Linked DNA regions of Homo sapiens: region 2 is linked to region 1. The links are chromatin contacts, found by Hi-C or POLR2A ChIA-PET in ENCODE. All regions are on one chromosome and are shown on one strand. The core of a region is the stretch at or near the end of the contact, and the rest is flanking DNA. Distances in the headings are between cores, read along the strand shown.

Region 1 (4,238 bases), core at 476-2,975:
GTCCTCTCTCTTACCCCCTCAAATACTTCAAATTGAACCCCAAGTTTTGGGCACTCTAGTCTTTAATATCTCAGCCTCTGTCCTAGCCAAACTCCTTTCCACCATCTCAGTCCAGTGTTAATCGACTTGGTGAGGACTGGGTTGGTGTCTGCCTGGATTTCAATCCCAGTGCTTGGCCATGCTTGCTTGGAGAGGCGGGTGCAGCCTGGGGCTGGGGGTGTGGGTGGGAGAGAGTCAGGCACTCCCACCCTCCGCATGCGGTGCTTCTCCCACGGCTTAGCTGCTGTGTGCCTTGCCACCTTCCTGTGGACCCGGGCACTCCTGCAGCCCTGGTCGGTGTGATCCTCTGATACTCGGCTCAATGCCATCCACCAGGGATACTGGCCCATCCTCAGTGGTTCCAAGCTCCCACAGCACCTGACCTCGCTCTGTCTCACTGAGTCTTCTCTATCCTTTATGAGCCAAAGTGTGTCCCCTTGAATTCATATATTGAAGTCCTAACTCCAGTACCTCAGAGTGTGATTTTCCATGGAAATTAGTTTCTATTTTTTTATTTTTTTTATTTTTCAATTTTTATATATTTAGATGGTACTAGTACAGATTTCTTACATATACCACATATGGTATGGTGAAGTCTGGGCTGTTAGTGTATTTCTCACCTGACTAGTGAACACTGTCCCAAGTAGGTAATTTTTCAACTCTTACCCCGCTTCCGCCCTTAGAAAGAAGATTTTCATTTATGTATTTATTCTTCTATGCACTCAACTCCAAAGAGATTTTTTAAAAAAAAACAATTTCAACTTTCATTTTAGATTCAGGGGGTTCACGTGCAGGTTTATTACGTGGGCATATTGCGTGATGCTGAGGTTTGGAGTATGAAAGGCCCCGTCACCCAGGTAGTGAGTGTAGTATCCTGCAGGTGGTTATTCAGCCCTTGCCCCTCTAGTAGTTCCCAGTGACTATTGTTCCCATCTTTATGTCCACGTGTACCCAACGCTTAGTTCCCACTCGTAAGTGAGAACATGCGGTTTTTGCCCTACTGTTAATTCACTTAGGAAAATGGCCTCCAGCTGCATCCATGTTGCTGCAAAGGGCATGATTTTATTCTTTTTTATGACTAAGTAGTATTCCATGGTGTATATGGACCACATTTTCTTTATCCAATCCACTTCTGGTAGGCACCTAGGTTGGTTCATGTCTTTGCTATAATTATTTGTAGTGCTGCTGTGAACATACAGTACATATGTCCTTTTGGTAGAAAGGTTTGTTTTTCTTTCTTTTTTTTTTTTTTTGAGACAGAGTCTCTCTCTGTCACCCAGGCTGGAGTGCAGTGGCGCTATCTCGGCTCAATGCAACCTCCGCCTCCTAGGCTCAAGCTATTCTCCTGCCTCAGCCTCCCAAGTAGCTGGGATTACAGGTACCCACCAACATGCCCGGCTAATTTTTGTATTTTTTGTATAGACAGAGTTTCATCATGTTGGCCAGGCTGGGCTTGAGCTCCTGACCTTAAGAGATCCACCAGCCTCGGCCTCCCAAAGTGCTGGGATTACAGGCCTGAGCCACTGCGCCCGGCCAAATGATTTGTTTATATACCCAGTGGTGGCTAGGTCGAATGGTAGTTTTATTTTAAATTCTTTGAGAAATCTCCGAACTGCTTTCCGCAGTGGCTGAGCTAATTTACGTTCCCACGAACGGTGCAGAAGCATTTCCTTTTCTCTGCAGCCTTGCCTGCTTCTGTTATTTTTTGACTTTTTAATGGTAGCTGTTCTGACTGGTGTGAGATGGTATCTTGCTGTGGTTTTGTTTTGCATTTCTCTGATGATTGATGACGTTGATTATTTCTTCATGTTTGTGGGTCACCTGCACATCTTCTTTGGAGAAGTGTCTGTTTGTGACCTTTGCCCATGTTTTAATTGCCTATGTTTTTTGTTTATGGAATTGTTTAAGTTCCTTATAAATTCTGGATATTGGACCTTTGTCAGATGCATAGTTTGCAGTATTTTCTTTTATTCTGCAGGCTGTCTGTTTACTCTGCTGGCAATTCCCTTTGCTGTGCAAAACCTCCTGAGTTTAATTGTCCCAGTTGTTAATTTTTGTTTTTGTTGCAATTGCTTTTGGGAACTTAGTCATGAAATCTTTGCCAAAGATGATGTTGAAAAGGGTTTTTTCTAGATTTTCTTCTAGAATTATGATAGTTTGAGTGGTCTTACATTTAAATTTTTAATCTCTCAAGTTAATTTTTGTATATGATGAGAGGTAGAGACCCACTTTTATTCTTCTGCACGTGGCTAGACAGTTGTATTCAATGAATGACATGTTTCAAGTGCTGCTGGATTTTGCTAGTATTTTGTTGAGGATTTTTGTGTCTATTCATCTGGGATATTGGCCTGTAGTTTTCTTTTTTCATTGTGTCTTTGCCAGGTTTTGGTACTAGGGTGAGACTGGCTTCACAGGATGAGTTAGGGAGGAGTCCCTTGTCCTCGATTTTTTGGAATGGTTTCAGTAGAATTGGTACCAGCTCAGCTGGGCATGGTGGTGTATATCTGTAATCCCAGCACTTTGAGAGGTTGAGGCTTGCAGATTTCTTGAGCCAAAGAGTTCAAGACCAGCCTGGGCAACATGGCAAAAACTCATCTCTACAAAAAATACAAAAATTAGCCAGGTATAGTGGGGCACTCCTGTAGTCCCAGCTGCTTGGGAGGTGGGAAGATTGCTTGAGCCTGGGAGGCGGAGGTTGCAGCAAGCAGAGATTGTGGCCCTGCACTCCAGCCTGGGCAACAGAGTGAGACTCTGCCTCCCGAACAAACAAACAAACAAACAACTCAACAAAACAAAACAGAATTGGTACCAGCTCTTCTTCATAAATCTGAATTCAGCTGTGAGTCCATGTAGCCCAGGGCTTTTTTTTTTTTTTTTTCCTCTGGTGGGTAGATTTTTTATTACTGATTTAATTTCAAAACTTGATGTTGGTCTGTTCAGGATTTCAATTTCTTCCTGATTCAATGTTGGGACCTTGTGTGTTTCCAGGAATTTATGCATTTCCTTTGTATTTCTGGTTTGTGTGCATAGATCTACTCATAACTGCCTCTGAAGTTCTTTTGTATTTCTGTGGGATCAGTTGTAATGTCACCTTTGTCATTTCTAGTTGTATTTGTTTGGATCTTTTCCTTCTTTTTCTTGTTAATCTAACCAGCATTCTATTGATCTTGTTTATCCTTTCAAATAACCAACTCTTGGTTTTGTTGATTATTTGTATTGATTTTTAGGTCTCACTTTTGTTCAGTTCTGCTCTGATTTTAGTTATTTCTTTCCTTCTAGCTTTGGGGTTAGTGTTTTGTTTTTCTAGTCTCTCTAGGTTTGATGTTAGATTGTTAATTTGATATCTTTCTAACTTTTTGATGTAGGTGTTCAGTGCTAGAAACCTTCCTCTTAATATTGCTTTGACCGCTTCTCAGAGATTTCGGTATGTTGTACATGTTTCTTTTAGGAAATAAAGTTTTTAAAAATATAATTAAAATTAAACAAGGTCATTAGGGTAGACCCTAACCCAATATGACTGATGTTCTCTTAAGAAGAGAGATGAGGACACAGACATGTATAGGGGAACACACAGGTGCAGACAGGGAGAACGCAGTCATCCGCAAGCTAGAGAGGCCTCATAAGGAACCAACCTTGCTGGCACCTTGATCTCAGACTCCTAGCCTCCAGAACTGTGAGGAAATAAGTGTTTGTGGTTTAAACCCTCCTAGCCTGGGGCACTTAGTTATGGCAGCCCGAGCAGACACATACTGCCCCTGAGAAGCGGGGCTGTGTCTTAGCGCCTTTGTGCCCAACACACATGGACACACTTAGAGCTGTGCTGAATGAGGGAGGGAGTGAGGGTTCGCAACCTTGGAAGTTCTTGTCCATTCCAAGGCCGCCTAAGGGGAAGAATTTCCTGGCCTCCTCGTGGCTTCGCCGCCCATGAAAGACACACGTGGGCACCGGGTCCTTGCAGGGAGGACCTTTTCTCTAAGGCACCACAGAGCCCGCCTCCCTGTCTCGGTGACCTTGCTTTCTCTGCACAATAGTTGTAGGGAGACTCGGGGAGCTTCCTGAGAGGCTGAAGGACACTTTAGAAATGTCAGCAGGAGAGACCCACTTCCCTTTTAACCCATGGAGTCAGGAGGAGAGGTAGGTGATGGCGTCAGGAGGGGAGGTAGGTGACCGTTCCTCTGTGGTCACACCTAGGGTTGGCC
Region 2 (4,238 bases), core at 891-3,390, 330 kb before region 1:
TAGCTTATAACAGAAGGAAGGCTAAGAACTAATGGGAGCTGCACATCCAACCTCGGGAGAGAGAGAACACTGGGTGCAGCCAGCCACAGAAAGTACCAGGAAGATAAGAGCAGGCATTTAAAACACAGAAAGCTGACTTACAACTAAGGGAATCCACAAAGCCAGAGTGACTCAAAACGATTAATACAGATTAATCAAGAAGAAGACTAAGTCATGTTGTAAATGAAAACGGGTACACAGAGACAAATCCAGCAAAGATGTAAACACCAGAAGCAAATCTATGACAATAAAATTGAAAACGTAGATTAAGTAGGACTCCTAAAAACTTTCTTTTAAATCCATATGACAGGAATTAAAAGTTCAGGTTATCAGTAACCATTAAAGATGTTAAATCAGTAGTTAAAACATCAAACCACCAAGGAAATATGAACCCCAAATAGTCTGAGGTTAATTTTTACAAACTTTCAAGGAATAATTAATTCTAATCTTAAATAAACTATCCCTGTAAGTTAAAAAAAAAAAAGACCTTAAAAAAGGAAAATTACCGTCCACTCCAATTCAAGAACAGAGATGAAGAATCCTGAAGCGCTAGCAAAGTATGAAAATGACAAGATTTATCACAAACAAGCTGAATCCACTGGAAGAGATAAGGGAAGTTTAACAGAAAATTAGAACAGAAAACTATACGATCATCACAACAGACGGAGTAAAAGCATTTGGCTAATGGAACACAGCTATCCATGAACTTAACTTGAAAAAGGGAATCTAAAATAACCTATGTCAAACATCATACTTAAATTGGGAAAAATGTTAAAAATCTTCTCTTTAATGTCAAGGACGACAGAAGGAAGTCCAGTATTTCTGCTCTTACTCAAAACTGAACTGGAATTCCCAGCTAGCACAGTAAGACAAGGAAAATAAACACAGGAATTGGAGAGGAAGACACTAAACTAGCATCGTTACTTTAACAGTCTTTGTCTTAGAAACCCTGAAGAATTTACAGAAAAAAATTTTTAGAAATTATAAGATTTTAATAAGATGATTGGATATAAAAATAAAATATAAAAATCAACTGCAATTCCAAAAACTAGCAAGGGAAAACTTAATTAAAAAAAAAACGTATTGTCTGCAACAGAAAAACAAAACAACTACAATCTACCAAAGAATAAAGAATAAATCTAACTTGACACGTACAAGACCTTTATAGAGAAAATTATAAAAATCTATTGAAAAAAGACAGTAAAGAAGACCTGATGGAGGGAAAGAGAAGCCACACACACAAATATACTGTCAGGATGCCAACCCTGCCTTCAAATTCATCCATAGAGTCAATGCAATTCCAATCAAGTTTCAGGCTAGGCTTTTTAAAGGAACTTGTCTCTAGACAAGTCACAGCTTAGGAGGAGCTGGGACAATTGCAGGGAGGGGGCTGAGACAGGGGAGTGCGGCTGCAGCGCCTGTCAAGGAGACAGTGCCCTGCTGGCCCCAGGACAGGCTCTGGAGCAGCTGAGCACAGGGAGGGTCCAAAACAGATTGAACTTGGAGGATGAGCTGGCCGCACAGCTATCCCAGAGAAAGGGTGTAAAGTGTCAAACATTATGGTTCTCAAAATGAGAAAAGAAAATGAAACTGATCCCCACCCTGCACCCCACACAAAAACCAAAGGCTTAAGTATGAAAGACAAAACGTCAAAGGCCTTAAGAGAAAATATACAAGGTTATCTTTATGGCCTTGAGGTAGGGAAGGTTTTTTGGTGGTTGTTTTGTTTTTAAATGAAATACGAAAAAGCACTAACCACAAAAGAAAAGGTCTGTGTTTTGTCTTAGTCGAGGTGTCATTTAAGAACTGTTTTTGCATATAACTTTTCTTATGTTACAATATGTGTGTGTGTTTCCAGATCAAGGAAGTCGAGTAAAACACTTCTAAGTAACATTTTTTCCTTCTTCACTCACTAAACCTTTACTGAACTCCAACTAAGTGCCCAGCACCAGGCCAATAAAGAATAAAAAGACAGGAGGAGCAGAGGTCTTTTCTTCTGGAAATCCAGGCTGGGGAGAGAGCACACATCACAGGGCAGGAGCAGCAGCCCCTCAGCCACTGTGTTGGGCACGCAGGGCCCCTCCCAGCCACCTGGCTCATCTGATGTGGGAGCCCACGGAGAGCAGAGAGCACCCCCCAAAGTCCCCGCCTGATGGGGCACCAGAGCTCTGCCCGCTGCCTGATCCTGCCCAAACTCTGAGAATGCCCCTGGTTATAACCCTCCGTTTCCCTACTGTACACACTGGTGCACAAATCTGCATAAACCCTCACTTCATAATCATCCTTCAAATTACACCTAACCTTATCCTCTTGATGGTTCACCACTTCCTAAATTTTAAAACAGCATCGTGATCTTTACTCACCATTTTTGAGTTAAGGAAAACAAATGAGAGAATAAAATTAACAAAGTTCTATCAACTACAGAAAAGATCTTATTTTCTAATCCAATTACGGCAAATAAAAAAGGCATCAAGAGTTAATATAAATGTACACTCCATTGAAATGGCTTAATCAAAAGACACAACATTAACCAGGAAAAATTCACTCAAGTCTTGTCATTCAAACTTAAAATATATCAACATTTTTACTAAATTTATTTTTTTTCAAATGTGCACTAACATTTTCCATGTTATCAGACTTTACTCTTACCTAGTTCCCTGTCAGCTGAGCTAATTCCTTAACTATAAAGAAACAGAGCACCCTAAGGCCAGGCTGTGGGGACACCCAGAACCAACGGCACGTGACATGAAGCACCAGCGACATGGGGACACCAGCACCAATGGCGTGAGGATGTCCAGCACCAATGAGTGGCCCATTTTATGTGGCTGAAGGACACCTTCTGTGTGGACTAGGGAGAATATGGTAAAACTGGAGACCCTAGGAGTCTTCCATATCACCCCAAGAGAGTTTTGGAGAGAAAGGGGATTTAGAGTGTCAATCTTTAGAAAAATCAAACAGGCAGGGCAAGCTCCTGAAATGGGAGTAGGCACACACACACACACACACAGGCACGTGCGCACAAGCAGTCACGTACACACATGTACGCACACACAACCACACATGCGCGCACGCATGCATTCAGTTCGCACGCGCATGCACACACACGCACGCACACACTCACATACGCACTCACGTACGCACACACGCGCACGCACTCACACACACACCACACACGCTCCCGTGTTTAGTGTGTTTCTAGGGCACTATGGGGAGGGCCGGGGTTCTATACAGGGCCTGGCCCACCTGAAAGTCCATGTGAAAGGCAGCCTCCAGGGCTCCTATCAAGTGGGTGGCTTCGCTCATTCACTCAGGAATTTTTCGTGGCACAGTAAGGCAAGGGGTGGGGATTTTTCTTTAAAAGCTTTATCCAATCATGACTAATGGAATAAGTGAGCCAGGCCTCAAGAAAACCGAGGACAAAAGGAAAGAGCCGTTCAGAAGGCAGCGCCTGCCTCCACCTGCTGGTGCGTGCCCGGGACAGGGAGGACGGCAGGTTTTACCAAGCACTTTCAAACAGAAATCCAAGTTCCCAACAAAGAAAACCCCAAATACAATAGTCCCTGGGGTCCTTGTTCAGCCCCCTTTTGACTGGGACGCTGCCGTCGAGTGCCAGGGGGTGTTATGACAAAACTGAAAAGCATGGCGGGTAAGAACGTTCCAAGGCATGGCTCGCCTGCCAGGGCTGGCCCGGGCTGGCCAGGGCCAAGTGCACACGGGGATGGGCCTTGCCAGGCCAGCTGCGACACCACAGGCTTGCTGAAAATAGCCGGTGTTTGTTTACATGGCCTGGGCTGAGAGCCTGATCGCCCTCAAAGAGGGGTCCCCTGGGTGGCGGGGGGCCTGAGGGCACACAGGAAGAGCTGCAGTGGGATTTTCAAAGAAACGTCATCATCTAGAGACCCTGGAGCTCTGGAAAGCAGGAAGGCCGCTAGGTCGCCCCTCTGGAACTTTGGTTTTCATGGGTGTCAATGCGCAGCAACCCACGGTAGGGCCCGAAGCCAGCCTGCTGCTCAGGCCTGGAGAATGAAAACAGCTTTAAAAGACAACCTACAATTAACACAGGGACAATTATCTTCCTAATTTAGGTTAATTTCTACTTACAGCCCTAGCTGGCAGGTCGGGGGAAGGGCAATATCTATGTAAGAGCTTCTTATTTGGTTCTTCTAAGTCCACACAGATATCATAAAGAAGATTTCCAG

What was found. Hi-C counts contacts between places; a loop is a spot of excess contacts on that map. ChIA-PET counts read pairs that join two places held with the same protein, here RNA polymerase II (POLR2A). Pooled maps may share reads with other maps.
Region 2: a pooled map shows a loop between it and region 1 (3-fold over the local background). The contact joins two enhancer-like sites. A Hi-C loop is called at or near these places in 4 of 50 pooled maps. POLR2A ChIA-PET finds 5 or more read pairs at or near these places in 3 of 52 experiments (BJ, MCF 10A and WTC11).

The regions. Positions count from the first base shown.
Region 1 is chr2:239,621,611-239,625,848 of GRCh38, forward strand. No RefSeq gene overlaps it. Among named protein-coding and RNA genes, the nearest start is that of LINC02991, 45 kb to the left of the region's middle. Within about 2 kb of position 1,726, at least 3 of the 41 ENCODE cell types and tissues checked have a DNase peak (open chromatin) inside an H3K27ac peak, as active enhancers do.
Region 2 is chr2:239,287,556-239,291,793 of GRCh38, forward strand. The region is part of intron 2 of HDAC4 (histone deacetylase 4); the gene reads right to left. Among named protein-coding and RNA genes, the nearest start is that of MIR4269, 16 kb to the right of the region's middle. RefSeq lists enhancers at 3,635-4,164, 4,165-4,238. Within about 2 kb of position 2,141, at least 10 of the 41 ENCODE cell types and tissues checked have a DNase peak (open chromatin) inside an H3K27ac peak, as active enhancers do.